Linked DNA regions of Mus musculus: regions 1 and 3 are each linked to region 2. A link is a loop called in an ENCODE intact Hi-C map of the cell type or tissue named here. Cell type or tissue: left cerebral cortex. All regions are shown on one strand. Links, peaks and the distances in the headings refer to the core of each region. The heading gives the core; the rest is flanking DNA.

Region 1 (5,819 bases), core at 316-5,315, 110 kb after region 2:
CATGAACCTCCTATTGGTGGAAATGCAGTGTAGAACATGGCCTTACTCTGGCCTCCCCTCCAGCCTTCCTCCATGCAGCTGGCTCAGCACTTTTCCTTTGGGCCTGCAGACACCCCACCTTCCCAGCTCCTCCAAGCACAGCTGCAGCCCCTCCCACCCTGCCAATCAGACTCCCATTGTCTCCACATCTGCCTGTGCTGCAAATTGCTAGCGTGAGTCTCGCTCAGCATCCTCCACGGGAGGACATCCCGGCTCCTTTCCATAGTACCAGTTCCTAAAAGGCTGGTGATTGCATCCTCAGTGTCCTGCCAGGCCTACCCAAGGGGAAGGCAATGGAAAAGGCCCCAGGTGTCTGGAGACGGGTGAGGCAGTGATGAGCACCCAGCAGGAAGGGGTTGTGGCTGGAGATGGTTCTTGGTGCATCAAGTAGGGAACATTTAGGAATGTCCTCCACTCCATCTTTCTCTCCTGGTACTGTGGTAGTCAGAAGTCAGCACATTTCTAATGTAGCTTGGCAGAGATGCATTCCAGGAGGGCCAGGCTGGTTTCAAAGGTTCTGGCCCAGAAAGTCCAGATAGGCCCAAGAGGGTGTTCACAAATCCTCTGAAAATCTCATGGTGATTGGGACCAAATATGTACAGTACTCAGGCACGAAAGGGCTGCAGGAAGAACAAGGATGAGGTCACCTCCAGGGAGTAGGTACACAAGTGATCAGGCCTGACCAAGGAAACCTCCAGGCATGCTTCCCTGTGGGGTATAGCTGTTAGGCTATATGAGCCAGGAATAAAGTATAGAGAGAGGGAGAATATTCAGAGGAGGTTGGCCCCAGATCCTGTGCTGGCATCAAACTAACCACACACCTACATTGCCACTAGGTAATGAACACTACCAGCCCTCAAAAACATGCGGCGCTTAGCCCAGGATTGATAAGTGATGCTGAGAAGCCTACTAGATGCTGAACTCTAATTTTCTGCTACCCTAGAGTCCCAGTTTAGATCCAGAGAAGTCCAGTGCTCTCTGAAATTCAAAAGTCTGAACAGGACTCCTGAAGAAGGCCCAGGAACTTACAGTTGAGGTATTCAGTCAACCTGGGTCTGACCCCATGGCCCTCTTCCTGGCAGTATGCAAGTAGCCAGTCTCCTAACCACTTGACTTTGTTTCTGCATCTGTGCTGTGGGGCAATAATGGAGCTGTCTTTGCTGGGCCATCCATTGGAAGTGCCCAGCACTAGCTTGTCACAAGATGGGTCATGGGAGAAGCTGAGCCAGATATGATCTTGAGCCAGGATGCTCATGTTCAGGTGGGAACAGACAGCAAGAGGCCCAGCTCCTGTTCCTGTATTTAGCAAGCCCTTTGGCTCATAGGTGAGCTCACCAAGCAATAGTAGAGCTGTGAAGTAGCTCCTCTAGACTGTGGTCCTGCATGTGTCAGGGAGAGTCTTGCTCCAAGTCCAAGTCCACTGGAGATATTGTCCAAGGGAGCAAATGGTCCAGCCCATGAGTCAAGCTTTGCTGATGAGATGTAAGATGATACCACAGTTTGCACTATCTGGGGTTCCAGCCTTGATAGGAGGTATTGTCAAAGGAGCAAATGGTCCAGTTCATGAGTCTTCAGGTTTAGCTGATGGGATATAAGATAACATCAGAGTTAGCACAATCTGGATCCCAGGCTTCCTTGCTCCCCTGTCCTCATTCTCAGGAAGTCTGTAGCTTAATGACAAGGTGGCCCCTATCTTCCACATTCACACTGCTGAAGCTTAGTACCCAGAAGACACTGCCTGGGTTGCTTCTCATTGGCCAGACTTGGGTCATACCCTAATCTCAGGCAATCTCTCAGTCCAGAAGGCATGAAGGCTTTAGCCAGCAGAGCTAGATCTCATGTACATCTTGGGCCTGCAGTGGGGGAGCTAAGACCAAGAGGGTGGTCCACCTGAGTCCTTGAATTGGATATGGCAAGAATCCCAAGCATCAGGGACCTAGAAGTTTGCCTGCAGAGGATCCAGCCACAACTGGAACCTGGATATAAGCAGAGGATGCAGTCATGGAACCTATGTCTACATAGTCCTCAGTGCCCATATCAGAACCACTAGGTGTCAGTGCTTCCTTGTGCTATCGGCCACTTGCTACACACTGCTTACTGGATGACGAAGCCTCCTGTAGGGCAAAGGGCAAAATCACATCATCAATGGGTCCTGCCTTCCTGGGTCTCCACTCATCCATGGGCTCTAGGATAAGGTCTGTCCAGGAGGAAGCCTCTCATCCCAAGGAAAAGCTGCCTGGTAGCATCTTTTGTTTGGTTGGTTTTGGTTTTGCCTTATTCATACAGAAAGTAGGCTTTCCAGCTCCAAGGGCCCACTGAGCACCTATGGGCAGACAGGAATGGAAGCCTCCAGTCCTCTCTGTCCCTAAGCCTGGACAGTCTTAGTAGTTGTGAGCACAGAGGTTCTGAGTGCCCACCTAGGGACCACGGACCCTTTTATTATGTGGGGTTTGCTACAGTAACCCCAGAGATTGAGATGGCACCAAGCATTTGGGACACAGAGGAGTGGAAGCTGGAACTCCAAGGTGCTCAGCAGGCCTATTTGAGAAGGTGACATTTGAGATGATAGCATTGGGGAAGGGAAATGACACCATGGGCATCAGACAGGTTAAACAAAGGCCCTGAGGCTTGATAAAGTCCTCTGCTTTGTGGACAGAAGGATGCCAGTGTGCCTGTGGCAGAGTAGCAGACCCAGTATCGGGACATGAGTCCAGAGAAGTAGGCCAGGGTCTTCCTGTTACATGCTCTATGGCCCTTGCCTGGATAACAGGCCCCACTGAGGCTCTGCAGCCAGAAGTAGCAGAAGGCGTTGACATTATCTGAGAGGGGCCAGCAAAGTAGCCTGAGCATGGCAGAAGCTGACTGCAGGCCTGAGGAGAAACCCAGCGTCCCCTAACCAACCCCCCCCCCCCCCCCCCCCCCCCCCCCCCCCGCCGCCGCCAAGTTTCACTGCTATGGAACCAGCCATATGGGGTTTCTTACTTTCCCTGATATTGAGGCAGCCAAACACTGCCCTCTGCTGGTATGCCTGTGTATAACACTCAGAGCTTTTCTGAGACCTGACAGCATCTAAGTCTCCTTCTGCAACTGCTCACTCAGTCTTCATTGTTTCCCTTAGCTCTAGACAGGTCTCTCTTCCCCTTTACTCCCTTCCAAGCTGTTTCTTCTGACCAGGCATAGTACAGAGTAGTTTAACCCTAGAGCAGCACTTATCATGAACTCTGCCTTGCCTCTGAGCCTCAAGACACAGGAAACACAAAAATAGCCCTCCTGCTTTAGGATGGCCCAGTCAGGATTCCCCCTAGTCCTGCCTACTCTCAGCCACCTAAGCCACCCCTTCCTTCTCATCTTCCATGGTGAAGTTGAACTCCAAAGGATGCCCCCAGGGGAGTGACAGAGTCTAGGTCCTCCACAGAACATGTGACTCTCAGGCGTCACCCTCTGCTTGTCTTCACCTCTGTTCTGGACATATCTATAGCACCTGGGTTACAGGAGAGGACAGGGGTCTAGGTATGAAGTGTAGCAGAGCAGAGCAGGGCAGTCCAAGAGGCCATGGGGTCAGGCTGTAACCCAGCAGGAGTGACTCAACTATAGCAATTAAGCTTTGCTATGGCCTTCCAGGACCCTCCTTAGTTCTGACTTGCTTCTGTAGTAGCTGCAAAGCTTTTTGTCTGGAAGGGTAGGAAGCCAGGAAGAAAGGGGGGAAGAGAGGTGGGCCCATGGTAGAAACATAAGACCAAGAATATTCATTCCTTGGTATCTGAAAGCCGGCCCACTCAAGCTCCACATATGAATACAACATGGGTATTCATGTTGAATGACATCCATGTTCCACAACATCTCTGGTAGGTCTGGATGGGCTGTAAATATCTTACAGTATCTAGTTCTGCTGTGTGGATTAAGGTAAAGACGGAAATCTGGCTTGTTCTGCACAGATATGGTGTCTTTAGGGAATATGTCCAGTCTGGCTGAGTCCAGGAATGCCGAGCCTACAAGAGCCCACACTCTTAAGTAAGAGAGCAGGCCCCCAGGCCTCACTCCAACCTGGGTCATAGAATCCATGTATTTGTTTATCTATCCAGTGTCCAGTGAGGACCAACTGTGTGCTGGACACAGGGAAAGCTTTGGAGCCAATCAGTGAATCCAGACATGGTTTTCCAGCCCCCTTCAACCCAAGGTGATACCCTCTGAGAATGACAGTGGGCCTGTGGGTGGTGCTACAGAGAGAGGTGGTGAGGGGCTGCAGGGGCTGGGGTGGGAGGGGGACCTTGCTGGACCCATGTTGAGTGAGCCAGAGACCCAAATGATAAATGGTGATGGACAGCTTTGGAGATGGCAGAAATTAAATGAAGGGGGTTGTGGTTAGGCCAGGGTATCTAGTGATTACTGCAGCCCTCGAACAGAGAAAGTTCAAGTCAGCCAGGGGGCACAAATGAGTTTTCTTTCAACATAATGACTGGATTTCTCTGCAAGGAACATACCCCAGGGGATATGGTCAGGGCAGTGCTGGTGCTCTGCACCTGGGCTCCATTCAGCCTTCCTGGTGTGTCCAAATGCTAGTGGGGGTGGGGTGCATATGTGAGTTTGGGGTCTTAGTCTGAGATTTCTACAGAGTTCACTGGTTGACAGGACATGGCGTCTCCTGGCATGGCAGATGCCTGAATATGCTGGGAGAAAGAACACAGTGGGAAGCAGGGATCTAAAGGATTTGGGGGCCTGGCTAAGGATCTGGGGACCACCTCTGCAGGAGGCTGTAGGCTCACGACTCTGCAGACCCCATGTTCTGTTCCTACCACAGTCATGACTGTGGGTAGGTAGATGAAGTCAGGGAGGGTGGCAATAAAGAGGAGTGGACCCTTGGGCAAGAACTCAGAGTGAGACTGCACTTGGTCACATTCATTCTCTCAGTCTCTCATTCATCAACTCACAACATTTTATTGAGTAGCTGTGGTGACCCAGGCACTGTGGTCACAACCCTGAACAACAACAACAAAAAAGATCAAGACCCTCTTCTTATGAGGCCGGGACCTGAGTTTGCTGTGCTTTTACCCACCTGTGCCACCAGCAAAATCCCCCATGGAAGAAGGGTGGAGAAGGGGGACACTGGCTTACTCAGGTAGGGAGTGTGCGCTCTCCTGGGCAGGATCCCAGCACAGAGATAGGATAAGGAATAGTCACTCCAGAAAAAAAACTGTCTGAATTCCTCCTGCAGCCTAACTGCACTAGACACCAGAGAGACAAAGACCATGTGAACATGGTCTGTCAGGCCCCAATGAAAATGGACTTTGTGGTAGGTACTCTCACCGAGTACCATAGGTCCTCTTCCTTATTGTATCAGGGTTTAGGAAGGAGGTAGCATCCATGCCTCAGACAGAGCAGCCAGTGGCCTGCCAGGTTATCAGAGGCTACAAGATTCTGGCACCATGCCCACTGCCTATCATTCTGTTACACAGATTCTTTGTGGAAAAGATTGTGCAGTCTACACATCTCTGGGACATTGTTTCCATCCGCAGCTAATAGCTGCTCCATGCAATTGTGCTGTGCATAGGCTGCACCACTTGCCCTGTCCAGTGGCCCTGCCTTCACCTACCTCGCTGCATATGCCCCTGAGGACACTGTTGAGCATTTATCATAGTTCACTCTGCTCTCATTGGCCCACTGTACATATTCACTCATCTGATTTTCATTTTTAAATATTTTTATTTGTGTCTATGTGTGGTATATGCACAAGTGCAGTGCCCTCAGAGGCCAGAAGAGGATGTTGTCTCTCATTGAGTTGG
Region 2 (5,819 bases), core at 347-5,346:
AGTGGAATGACCTTTTCACAGGGGTCACCTAAGGCCACTGGAAAACACAGATATTTATGATACAATTTGCTTTTATTTTTTCTTTTAAAAGACTTATCTATTTTATGTATATGAATACAATGTAGCTGTCTTTAGACACACCAGAAGAGGGCGTCAGATCCCATTACAGATGGTTGTGAGCCACCGTGTGGTTGCTGGGAATTGAACTCAGGACCTCTGCTCTAAACGGCTGAGCCATCTCTCTAGCCATATGTTACAATTTGTAACAGTAGCAAAATTACAGTTATAAAATAGCAACAATAATAATTTTATGGTTGGGAGTCACCGAGACATGAAGATATGTATTAACAGGTCACAGCGTAAGGAAGGTTGAAAGCCACTGCCGTGGAGATTCTGCTTATTGGCTTGCTCCGCATAACTTGCTCAGCCCGCTTTCTTGACCAGAAACTATGGACTTAAAAATGTCCTCACATATGCTGCAGCATGGATTTGGAGGATAATATATTTAAGTAGTGTAAATTGGTTACTGATTCTGAATGATTTACTCATAGACGTAGTTGGGTTTATGGAAACAGAAAGTGGAATGGCACGTTCCAGGGGCTGGAAGGGGAAAGCAGTGTCAGTATCTAGTGGGGACAGAGTTTCAATTTGGAAAATGGGAAACGTCTGAAGATGGGAGGTAGGGATGGTTACACAGTGTGAATTGTCTCATGCTAGAAGTTTCACACTTAATGTGGCTAAGGTCCATGTTTCTGACTGGTAAAAAGGAAGGCAAGGCACCCCTCTGAAGGCTGCAGCGGGGAGGGCTAAATGCTTCTCTCTCTCCTGCCCCTCCCATCTAGGCCTTCTATCCCTGAACTGGGCCTCATCCTGGCCGAGGAAACTCATGCTTCCTGGGACATGTGATAAATGTTTAGATCAGGGAACCATCTGGCCCCAGGTCATTTGTGAATCCAATCTCATTCCACAGATTGCTAATTGCATGGAGATTCTTGGGTCTCTAGCAGATGCTGGCACTGGCACCTCTGTAAGGAGGTCTAGTCCCTCTGATGCATGAAGTCACCAAGCCATATGCCACCACACTGGAGCTGCTGGAGGACCCAGAGCCAGTACACACTCCAGGAATGTATTTTAGGGGTGCGGTATTTGGGTGGTCTTTATTGGCAAAGTAGGCTAGAAGACAGTTGGGTGGAGATTCATGAAGATGGGCTTCCTAGGTGGCCTCATCTATCAGCTTCTTCACAAGGCCTCCTGAGAGATACTGGCAGCATAGAGGTAGCATCTGTGTAACAGCGACAGAGCAGTCCTGAGACCTGGTTCTAACTTTAACTTCTTCTAGCTCTGGCCCTTTCCAAAGGATTCTTGGGTCTGCTGGAGAAACTGTGTCTTCCTTTGGTGGATTATGAGGGCCACTGCCCAGAAAGGTACCTGGGCAGCAGGTGAAGCAGAGGGACTTCTTTCACACTTAGAAAAAAATACCAGAGTGATTTCACCATGAACAGAGGACTGCGGCAGTAGCTTCAGAGGTAGAAAGGATGTTTGCTCTTGCACCGGGTTCCTGCCACCTTTGTTTAAGGTTTTTCTTATGCTGTCATTTTGTAGGGTCCTTCCTGCCCAGGGGTATGTATGAGCCATGGCCTCAGAGTTAGAAGCAGTGAGTTCATCCTGGTTACCCTGTTCCCAGGCCTGAGACCCCATTGCTGCTGTTCTCAAGACATCTTTTATGCAACTGTAGGATGGAGTGGGCAGCTTGAGAAGCCGGTTTGAGAAATAAGTGGCATTCGTGCCTGAGGAGTGTCCCCAGAGCCAGGAGCTATTAATAGAAGCAGTGTTTGGCAGTGAACTGTGTCCATGCGGCTATAGATGCAAGTGGCTTCAAGAGCAGTACCAGGCTAGACTGTGAATGAGGCTGGGTGCCTACATGGCTAGTATATGGGTATCTGAGTGGGCATTGTGCTTTTGACTATCTCTTTAGTGGGGGCACCCCTCTGGGTTTCAGGGGGTATGTGTACATTGGCACTGGTCTTGAGGCCATTGTAAACCAGAGTAAGCCAGTAGCAGCTGGAAAGCTATATCTTGTTTCTGACCAGAAAACCATTTATTTATTAGTTATTGAATTTGGCAAGTACCAGGAATCCTCCTTCTTGAGTGTCCAGAAGCCCTGCTTTAGGGAGATCCCAAGTCTAGATTCATCAACAAATGATCATTATAGAATGGGAGACATTTGCAGTAGAAGCTCACGGGGTGTAGGCTAAGCAGCAAAATGTAGACAGAAGGAGCTACAAAAGAGCAAACTTTTGCCATGGGGCTGCCCTTCCCTGGCTTGAGGTTCAAACTGACAGTATCAGCCACAAGCTACCTTTTTTTTTTTTTTTTTTTTTTTTTTTTTTTTTTGAAGTGGTGCTTCCAAATTTGACATTTTGGGCACTGAGAAATCCAGATGAGCTGAGTGGACTAGACTTTTTTCAGGAGTCTTAGCTAACCCACACATTCCCATGACTCCCACGCAGCAGATACATGAGTGGCAAACTCCAGTCTTAAGGTGTCCTTTAAGATTTGAAATTGCGCTCATAGCATGAATGTGTTTTCAGCTTAGGACTTGTGTCCTAAGAGCAGAAATAGGCAGATCCCAAAGATATGTGCCCCTCTCCCCCCGCCCCAGGCTCAGGGCATCAGTGTTGCTGAAATCAGCTATGCACATGCATAGAAGAGGTGCCATCTCCCCTTTTCATGGCGAGAAGTCAGCACATATGCTCCACCCCAGCTCCAATGTTGTCCTGTAGAGGTGGCCAGTCCTTGGGCAGGCATCACACTGCTGCCCAGTGAGTGCAAAGCTGCAGGGCGTGTGGCAGGGTCTGCTTGTGGTTGAATTATTTAACATCTTAATGAGTCCATTTTTCACATCCTCCACTGGTCCCACAGGAAGGCAGGGCGGGCAGTTGGTAAAGTGGCAATGAATATTAATAGAGCCGCTGGGAGGTGTGTCTGCTTAATGGATCTCCCTACCAGGGTGGGGCTGCCCATCCTAACTTGCAGCCACCAGGGCTCCAGAAATATTTTTCTGGATCTGTGAATGAGAAGAATGATCAGTTTGAGTCTGGACCTTCAAGTACATTTGGAAGTGGGCATATTTAACATCCATGGCACCCATGGGACAGCAGTTCAGTGAGGGATTGTGAATATGTGTGTGTGAGAGTGTTGAATCCTTTTGATCTGGAGTTAACGAACAGTTGTGAGCTGCCATGAAGGTGCTGAGAATAGAAGCCAGGTCTGCTCAAAGAGCAGTCAGTGCTCTTAATCCTTGAGCCATCTCTCCAGCCCCAGGCTGGAGACTGCTTATGCATGAATATGAAGTGATTACCAGAGACCAGGCAACAAACCTGGGGAGTGGGTGTGATGAGTCAGGTTGCGGGGAAATTCAGAGCTGGTCAGGTGCAAGGTTTTCAAATTGTTGTGGAGGTGCCCCACTCCTGCCCTTTCTGAAGAGTACATTCCTTTTAGTTTCTGGGTAGGAACATTCTGGAAAGCTGGATCTACAGGTGCATCTATACAGTGTCCACTGCTTAGCTCTAAGGAAGAAGGAGCTCCTGATGGGCAAAGCTGCATTGTTGGTAAACTTTACACAGTGCTGAGTGAGAGAGAGCCAGTACTAAGGCTGCTGTCATGGAAACATCTGTCCATAGAGACAGGAGTGAGTGACTGCTTGCCAGGGGTCAGGGATCATTAAGGAAAGTGCATCGTATGTCAACAGACTCGAAGAGTTTTATCTATGGAAGAGACGTTTTTCAAGCTGATTTATGGTAGAGGTCACCCTGTAAGGGTATTCTCAGTGGTAGAGTACCTGCCTAGCATTGTTTGAGGCTCTGGTGTAATTCCCAGCAGCAAGGGGAGAGAAAAAACCCAAACATGCATACACGTACACACACGTACACTCATGCATGCACATGCCAGGTTATAAACCAGTTGTTCTCAGCCTGTGGGTCATAACCCCCATCACCTATCAGTTATTCTGCATATCAGATATTTACGTAAAGATTCATAACAGTGGAAAAATTAGTTATGAAGTATCAATGAAATGATTTTTAGGTTGGGAATTACCACAACCTGAGGAACTATATTAAAGTGTCATAGCATTAGGAAGTTATAGAATAAAGAAAATAGAATTTTAAAAAAATCCTGAATCATGGTCATGCCAGTTATTGGAAATTAATTATGTTATGTTCTATACGTTTTTGTTTGCTTGATTTTGATCCTTAGAACATCAGGGTCTAGTATACGCTAGGCTAGTCCTTGACCACTGTGCCACAGACCCCAGCCCCAATGTCCTACATTGTTTTTAATTCTTCATTGTAACCCAAAGTTACCAGAAAAAAAAATTGGTAAAGTTGAGGATGAGTAGAGACAAGCAAAATTAACTATATATGTGTAGGCTGTGAATCCAAATGTGTTCTGATTCTCTGAGGGAGAGAGAGTATATCGGGTGTTGTGTCCATCTGTCTGTCCCTCAGGATCCACTGTCTCCTTTGCATGCCTCTTGTCCTGGAAACCTGTGCTCATGCTGTGCAAGTCCACAGATGAGAGAGAAGTGCAACAGGAGACCAGTGAGCCAAATAGCTGGATTTCATTCTTCCAGTTCTGTTTCTGCTGTTCCTTTGTCCCCAGCCACAGTTGGCACCATGCAATACTTCTGGACCCAAGTAGATGCTCCCTCCTCGTCCTCTAAAAAGGGGCAAGTTGCTCCTGCTGTGCTAGATCGGGTGCTTTGGTGCCTCTGCTTGGTTTCCTGACCTTGCCAATGTTGTTGGATCACTCCAGTGACCCTCCTGGAGCTACTGTTTCCTGCTGAGCAGTGTGTTCTAGATGGTGTGACCAGGGTTTCTCAAAGAGGCTACATGGAGCTAATGGCCTGTGGAATGCTCATCCAGGAGGAGGACCTTGTTCTCCAGGAACATTTCTACTACAGTGGTGTAACTTCCAGTGTCATGTGTGAGACCTAATTGTGAATAGGAGCTCCTGCTGCTCAGCATCTGACCACTGCAGATGCTGCTTTGCATCAGTGCAGAGATGGTGTCCTTTGGTACATGGCCAGAGGATCTGTTCTGTCAGATGGATTTCCCAGTGATACTGGACAGAGCTCTGGCAGGAATGTAGCTGTACAGCTCTAGGGCACTGCATTTGGTGTCAAGGAATCATTAGTGGGGGAAAATCCCCCAAAACCAAAAACCAAAAATCTTTGGCTGTAAGAGCCAAAGACAGCAATTTGAGGCCCCAAGATCAATTTCTTTCTGGGACATTGACTATGATTATTTATTTTATTTATGTGTATAGATGTGTACCTGTATGGGTTTATGTACACCATATGTGTGCAGGTGCCTGTAAAGACTAGAGGCTATCACATTCCTGGGAACTGAGTTACAGGTGGTTATGAGCTGGCACATAGGTGCTGGGAACCCTAACTCAGGTTCTCTGCAGGAGCAGTAAGTGCTCTTAAGTGTCAAGCCATCTCTACAGCTGAAAATTCTTATTTTGTGAGCTTTTCAACAGGCCCTGCCTGAAGTGCCCTGCCCCAGATGCTGAGCCACATGCTGCATCCCAGCTCTGCCCCACTTCAACTGTGCCTGTCCCTTGCCCTCTGAGGTCTGCTGTTCTGGAGCTGTTTGTCGTGGGCCGGCACAGGATGGCTTGAAATTGTCTGAACATACAAACCACTTAGGCTGCACAGGGGGTGAAATACAGCAGCCTTGTCTTGCCTTCTCCCGGTGCCATGGACACATCGATAAATCATCCGTGCTGAGAACGTTTTATAATGTCTTGGTGCT
Region 3 (5,819 bases), core at 316-5,315, 95 kb after region 2:
AGCTACAAGGTTGGGGAGTCACAGCTCAGATGTGCATGATTTGAGTAGCAGTCTAGTCTGGGTTATTTCTCCAGTGGCTGAGGTGGCAATACTGGTCCTCATTCTACATCTGTCCAATTATTGGTCCCCATGGCACTTCATAGTGGGATCACATGGCAAAACCAAGCCACATGCCTAGAGGCTAAGGAATGAAACAGAAAAAGAAGAAGGGGCTGGCATTCCATAGTCCCTATAGGGAGCCACACCCCCTTGGTGACCTTCAGGCCTCACTCTGGGCCCCACCTCTAAGGTTCCACCATTCCCAACATTGGGGACCACACTGGAACCACTGTGTCTTTGGAACCTTTCCAGAGCAAAACTGTTATGTCCACTTAAATTACGCCCAATCCCAAGACTGTTGTTGGGTACTGGTAGTGCTGCATGGACAAGGCCTGTAGGAGGATTGGTGAACAGCTTTGTCTGGATACCTCAGTTGGAGTCATTTAGCACCTGTCTGGAATTTTTTTAAATTCCAAATATTTTAGATTTACAGGAAATCAAAACAGTAATGCAAACAAGAACAACACCTCCCACATACCTAGACCATTCCAAACACCAGGTAAACAAGCATGGCACACACAACTGCCCTGCAGGCGGGCTGCAGTCACCTCACCTGAAGCAAACAAAACACAGAGCAGCAGTACTTGGCAAGTGGCAACAGAGTTTGGATATGAGCCGGGGTGGTATGGGCCCCATATGTCACATGCACCCCACCTTGGTATCCTGATCACTTGTGTTGTGTATTTTATCTTACTAATACTAAAGAAGGAAGGGAAGGGAGTAGTATGTGCTCGAGGTACCTATGCCTTTCCCTAGGTGCACCATCCCTCTTATCCCCTGCGAATGTATTAACCATGCTGTCCACATGTAGGCCAGCACCTCAGGAGCTGTCATTCGTACTGCTCCTCAATCCTTGACTCCCGACGGAGTATGCCTTGCCCACCCTCTGGGCATCAACTTTCATGCTGCCACTGACCCTGCAAAGCTGCCTGTGCCATCAGTTTGGAGTTGGCATCTGAAGGATGGGCATGTTTGAACTTGATAAGGTCTTGCCTTTGTCACCTGCATCCCTTTCTGAGTCTGTTATATTGGCTTTCTGGATAGTTCCTGACTGAAGCCTTGCCCCACAATCTAGCAGGATTCTTAAAGGGACTCTGGCTGGCCTGAACTTGGTGAGCATGTCTCTGACAGGCCTTGCCCTTCTCCCCCATTTCCTCTGCCTTGCTAAAAACCATTAGATTACAATTTCTAAAACTAGCCACCAACATCTAGTCCCTTATTTGGTCAATCCCTTCTCTTGATGCTCACTATCAAGGTCCAGGTATCAAAGTATTGAAGTCCAGCAAAAGCCCCATTTGGTTCACCTAATTAGCATTAAAATTAAACACCTCATAAAGCAATGTTTCCCCTTTTACCTTTAAAAAACTGCCATTTTCCTATGGGCCACATCTGTCTCCTCTCTATGTAGGGTCCTTTGTCATCCCTACCCTCTGGGACAAACACTCTTTCCCCTTCTCCTTGTTCCCTTCCCCTTCTCCCATGTCCTCTATCTTCTGTCTTTGTCTCTTATTCCCTGACCTCTATCCCTCTGAGGAAAATAAATCTCTTTTATGCTGAGAACTTGGACTTGGGGGCCCTGAGCCAATACAGTTCGGGCATGTATGGCACCTGCTTTATCCTTGGTATCCTCCTGCTTTATTTGTGAGGTGTGCTTGGTCAGGTAGTGCACAGTTCTTATTTAAGGTGTGCACATGCCCCAGTACTGCATGGCTCTTTCCAACTTCCCTTCCCTTTTCTTTTTTTGTTTTTGTTTTTGGTTGGTGGTTTGGTTTAGTTTTCCTGAGACAGTCTCACTATGTTGCCTTGGCCTCGGATTCCTAGGCTCAACCAATCTTCTCATCACAGCTTCTCCAGTAGCTGGAACTTTAGGTGTTTAACCTCCCAATATGGAGCAACCTCTCTTTATTGACTGCTATTTTGAAGTTCTGCCCATGCCAATAAGTTCTGACTAGCTAGTGAGTGTGTTCAGTGAGGGCTCCAGAAGGCTTTCTACCTGGAGTTGCTGAGCAGACCCTGATGAGCAAGGCACTTCACGCTGGGGGCCTCCCCTCACATCAGGAAGGGTGGCTCCCGGAATTGTAGGAATTCTCTGGAGGTCATCTGCAGGAGGGAGGAGGGTGCTAGGAGGCCTAGCACTCAGTGAGGAGCTCACAGATGGCTGCCTGTAGAAGTGCCAACCCAGCTAGTGTCTGAGCAGTGTGGGCGTCCATGTGGACTGAGTCAAGATGTGCATACGTTTCCACCCATAATTCTGCCCAGAATATCCTGAAGTAAACTCCGAGACTGAAACCAAGCAAATGTCTCATAATGTCGCTTTATGACTAAAAAAATGTTGGCAATGGCCTTGACATCCCCAAATAGGGGGTTTGCCTTATAATATACATTATAACATATGTAGAGAGGAACCATTAAAAATTAGGGTTGTGGAGACTTGAGAGATGACTCAGCAGTGAAGCATAAGTACTTAGACCTGAGTTCTATTCCCAATATCCATTGTTGGATGGCTGGTAACAACAACAGCCCCAAGTTGTCCAACATCTCTGGCCTCTTTAGGCATCTGCACTCATGTGCACAAACCCATATATAGATACAAATGCATGCACCCAATCGGTTGGGTAATTACAGCACTTGGAATCCAGGGACAGGAGGATCACCACAGGGGCAAGGCCAGCCTGATCTATATAATGAGTCCCAGGCCAGATATGGCTGCATGGTGAGAACTTGTCTCAAAAGAGAAAAACAATAGGGTTTTTTTAAATGAGGCCAAAGGCTATCCGTAAAATAATGGATAGTGGAAGAAGCATTGCTTCTGGAAGCTCAGGTGTCACACCACTAGGCCAGGACAGGACTAATGTAATGAGAGGTGGCTGACTCTAGGTGGGGGTTGTGGGTGGTTTGGTTTTCTTGGGGACTTTTTTCTATACCCCCTCCCTAGGCATGTAGCCAAAGAACAACCTTGGCTGTCATTCCTCAGGCATTTTATACCTTATGATTTGAACCAGGATCTGTCCTGACTTGGAGCTTATCAGTTCAGCTAGGTGGGCCATCCAGTTTCTAGAGAGCCTCCCGTCTCTGCTTCCCTAGCATTGGAATTACAGGCATATGACACAGTGCAGGGATGCTGGCCACTGGACTCACATTAGCAGTCATGCGAGCAGCCCCCATATCTGTTTTCTGCATAAAGCATTTGGGTGGCATGAAGCACTGATTCTCAGTGCCATACATCAGTATGGAGCTGGTCACACGGGCATGGTGTCACCTTGTTCAGTGCTGTAGGGAGGAAACAGGATACTGTGGATTCCCATACATCTTTCTGGTCAGAATCAGAGGCCAGTTAAGGACTCCATCACATGCCCATGCATCGACATGAACCATAGCACATCCAGACATGAACCATAGCATGAAAGCTGGAAGCCCAGGGTTTGGGTGAGCAGGGTTCTACATTTATGTGGTCATCAGCAGGGCCCTAGGAAGTGGCATCCAGTTAGTGGGAAGAGAACAGAGACCACCAAGACATAATGAGGGACTTTATCATCCAGCTGCCCAGCAAACCCTCCTCTCAAACTTCACTGTTGAAATGAGTCCAGATCCTAAATATGTCCATCCCATAGCTGTTATGTGGCCTCAAGAAAGTGAATTAGCTTCTCCAAGGCTCAGTTTCTTCACGTGGAATGTAGAAAGTCAGTGAACTGGTCACTGTGAAGATGAGAAAAAGAAACATCTAGTGGAGCCGGTTGTCCATTTGGCTGTGGTGGCCATAGGGTGGCTGTCACATGGGTTGGTGACTGCTTCCTTCACTTCTCTAAATGAGCTCAGGAGGACCAGGCTCTTCAGGTTGCAAAAGACATGAATTTGCTTTTCTATAGTCAGAACTATCTGGTCCTTGCTGAGTTTAGGGTGCTGGTACCCTACCTGCCTTACCCAGAAGGCCTGCAGTGTCTGGAGTCCCCCTGCACTCTACTGCTGGTGCCTCAGCCCTGGCTCTTCAGCTGGGCGTCCTGGCATGATGCTTCACCTCTCTTATGCTGTTTTCATCAGGTGTGAGGATCTAGCCCTTCCTCCAAGGTTGGAGAGGACAGCAGGGCACAGGGGTGGGGGCATCCAGATGGCAGAGCCAGCTGCTCTGTGGTAATAGGAAAGTAATGGTGTGGCTTTAAACAAACTTGCCATTCCCTGGCCAGAGGGCTAGGAGCCTGTAGTCTGCTTCCAAGCCTGAGGAGGAGGGAGGACATGATCTATTGGTGCCACTGAGTACTGGAGGGGGGTTAATTAAAAAGGTGGCTGGAAGATGAATTTCTGGAGGCACAAATTGGAAACCAGTGGAAGCTATTGATCTGCTTAATGGGAAGCCAATGGAGTCAGAACGGGCGGTGGCGAGGCTGAGGGCGAGAATGTGGATGAATCCTTCCCCTCAGCTGCCTTCTGAGTGGGGGCATGGGCAGGAGGGTTGAGGTAGAGCCCATTCTGACACCCTGGTAGGGAGCTCAGAGATCTCATCCCAAGCCCTTGTCACCTCCGGTGGCCTGGTTTTTGACAGGTTGACAAATGTCTTCATGCTTAGCCCCTGTCATCTTGCTTCCTGGAGTGGTGGGAAGAACTAGGAAGGGATGAATGGAGGTGAGTGAGGCAGGCATAAGTTCTCAGTGCTGCTTGCAGACCTTTAGGACCCGAATCGCTGTCCTCCAGGCTCAAATATGTAACGCCAGGAAAGGCAAAGAAAAGGGGGCTCAGTGGCTGCAGGTACCAATGGCAGATGGATATGAGAAGCATCAACCATTTCCCAAGTCCCATGCACTCTGACCAGGCTCACAGCAAACATGGTGGAATGCTACCTGCCCGACCTATGTTCTTTTCCAGAGCCCTGGGATTAGCAAGATCCAAACTTCACAGCTGTTCTCTGAGACAGGGGAATGGCTGTGAAATAGCTGGAGTCAAGTTGCCCTCTTCTCCTATTCTCAGCTGGACACACACTCACAAGACAGAGAGAGCTTGCAGGTGAAATTTGCCCCAGGAAAGGAGGCCACTTCTGGCTTCTTTATATTGGTTCCTGGACTTTACAGAGTTGTTTGTCTCTGAGACAGAATTGACAGGCGGATGGGCTGTGTCAGTGTCCCTCATAGATCCCCTGGCCTAAGTCCTTTTTCTCCCTTGCCCCTCAGGTCCTCTTTGGGAGCTTGATGTTCCTTACTAGTAGTCCTGCCTGCCCACCTCTGCCTGGCTGTCACCTAGTAGGGTACCACTGTTCCCTCCTCTTTGCCTCTGGGCTTCCCCAAGGCTGATCTACCCTACCAGCACCAGAGGGAGCTTTTAAACACTAAATCACCCCGTCACTGTCTGATTTCTCAAACTCCCCTCTCCCCACCAGAACTTGCTGCCGCAGATAGTACAGTACCACACTTCTTCACAGCCTCATCCCATGGCCATGGTTCCAACCCCATAGTCTCCCAGCTCTCAGCCTAGCCTGCCTCCTTCCTCACTTCTTTTGGCTCAGCATAGGCCCCTTCTGCCAGCACACCAGCCCTTCTCCATCCTCAGGACCTTTGTACCCGCTGTCCCTGCTGCCTGGACCACTCTCGCCCAGGTCTTCCCATGTCGGCTGGCCTTGTTCAGGCTTCTGCTAAGGCTGCCTTCCCGTGGAGGCTCTCCCTGACCACCCCCCTGAGCTTTCACAGATGACTGAACTTACTCTCGAGACATCTTTTGCATGTACTTGTTCATTA

Evidence for each region. Peaks named below come from ENCODE experiments on the same cell type or tissue, not always from the same donor. Only the 100,000 strongest peaks of a DNase experiment are listed, where the experiment ranks them.
Region 1: a loop joins it to region 2, with 2.1 times the contacts of the local background. A loop is called at or near these places in 2 of 42 quality-filtered maps.
Region 3: it touches region 2 in a loop (4-fold over the local background); 2 of 42 quality-filtered maps call a loop at or near these places.

Annotation. Positions count from the first base shown.
Region 1 is chr6:90,816,402-90,822,220 of GRCm38, reverse strand. It overlaps a transcript of Iqsec1 not described here. Among named protein-coding and RNA genes, the nearest start is that of Iqsec1, 9.2 kb to the right of the region's middle. In left cerebral cortex, for the core only: CTCF peaks have their summits at 2,080 (motif pointing right) and 3,080 (motif pointing left); DNase peaks (open chromatin) are centred at 817, 2,079 and 3,066.
Region 2 is chr6:90,921,673-90,927,491 of GRCm38, reverse strand. It overlaps a transcript of Iqsec1 not described here. Among named protein-coding and RNA genes, the nearest start is that of Gm38860, 85 kb to the left of the region's middle. In left cerebral cortex, for the core only: no CTCF peak of the experiment used is centred there; DNase peaks (open chromatin) are centred at 1,322, 1,804, 2,120 and 2,501; H3K27ac peaks cover 2,237 bases.
Region 3 is chr6:90,826,164-90,831,982 of GRCm38, reverse strand. It overlaps a transcript of Iqsec1 not described here. Among named protein-coding and RNA genes, the nearest start is that of Iqsec1, 19 kb to the right of the region's middle. In left cerebral cortex, for the core only: no CTCF peak of the experiment used is centred there; a DNase peak (open chromatin) is centred at 2,299; H3K27ac peaks cover 2,298 bases.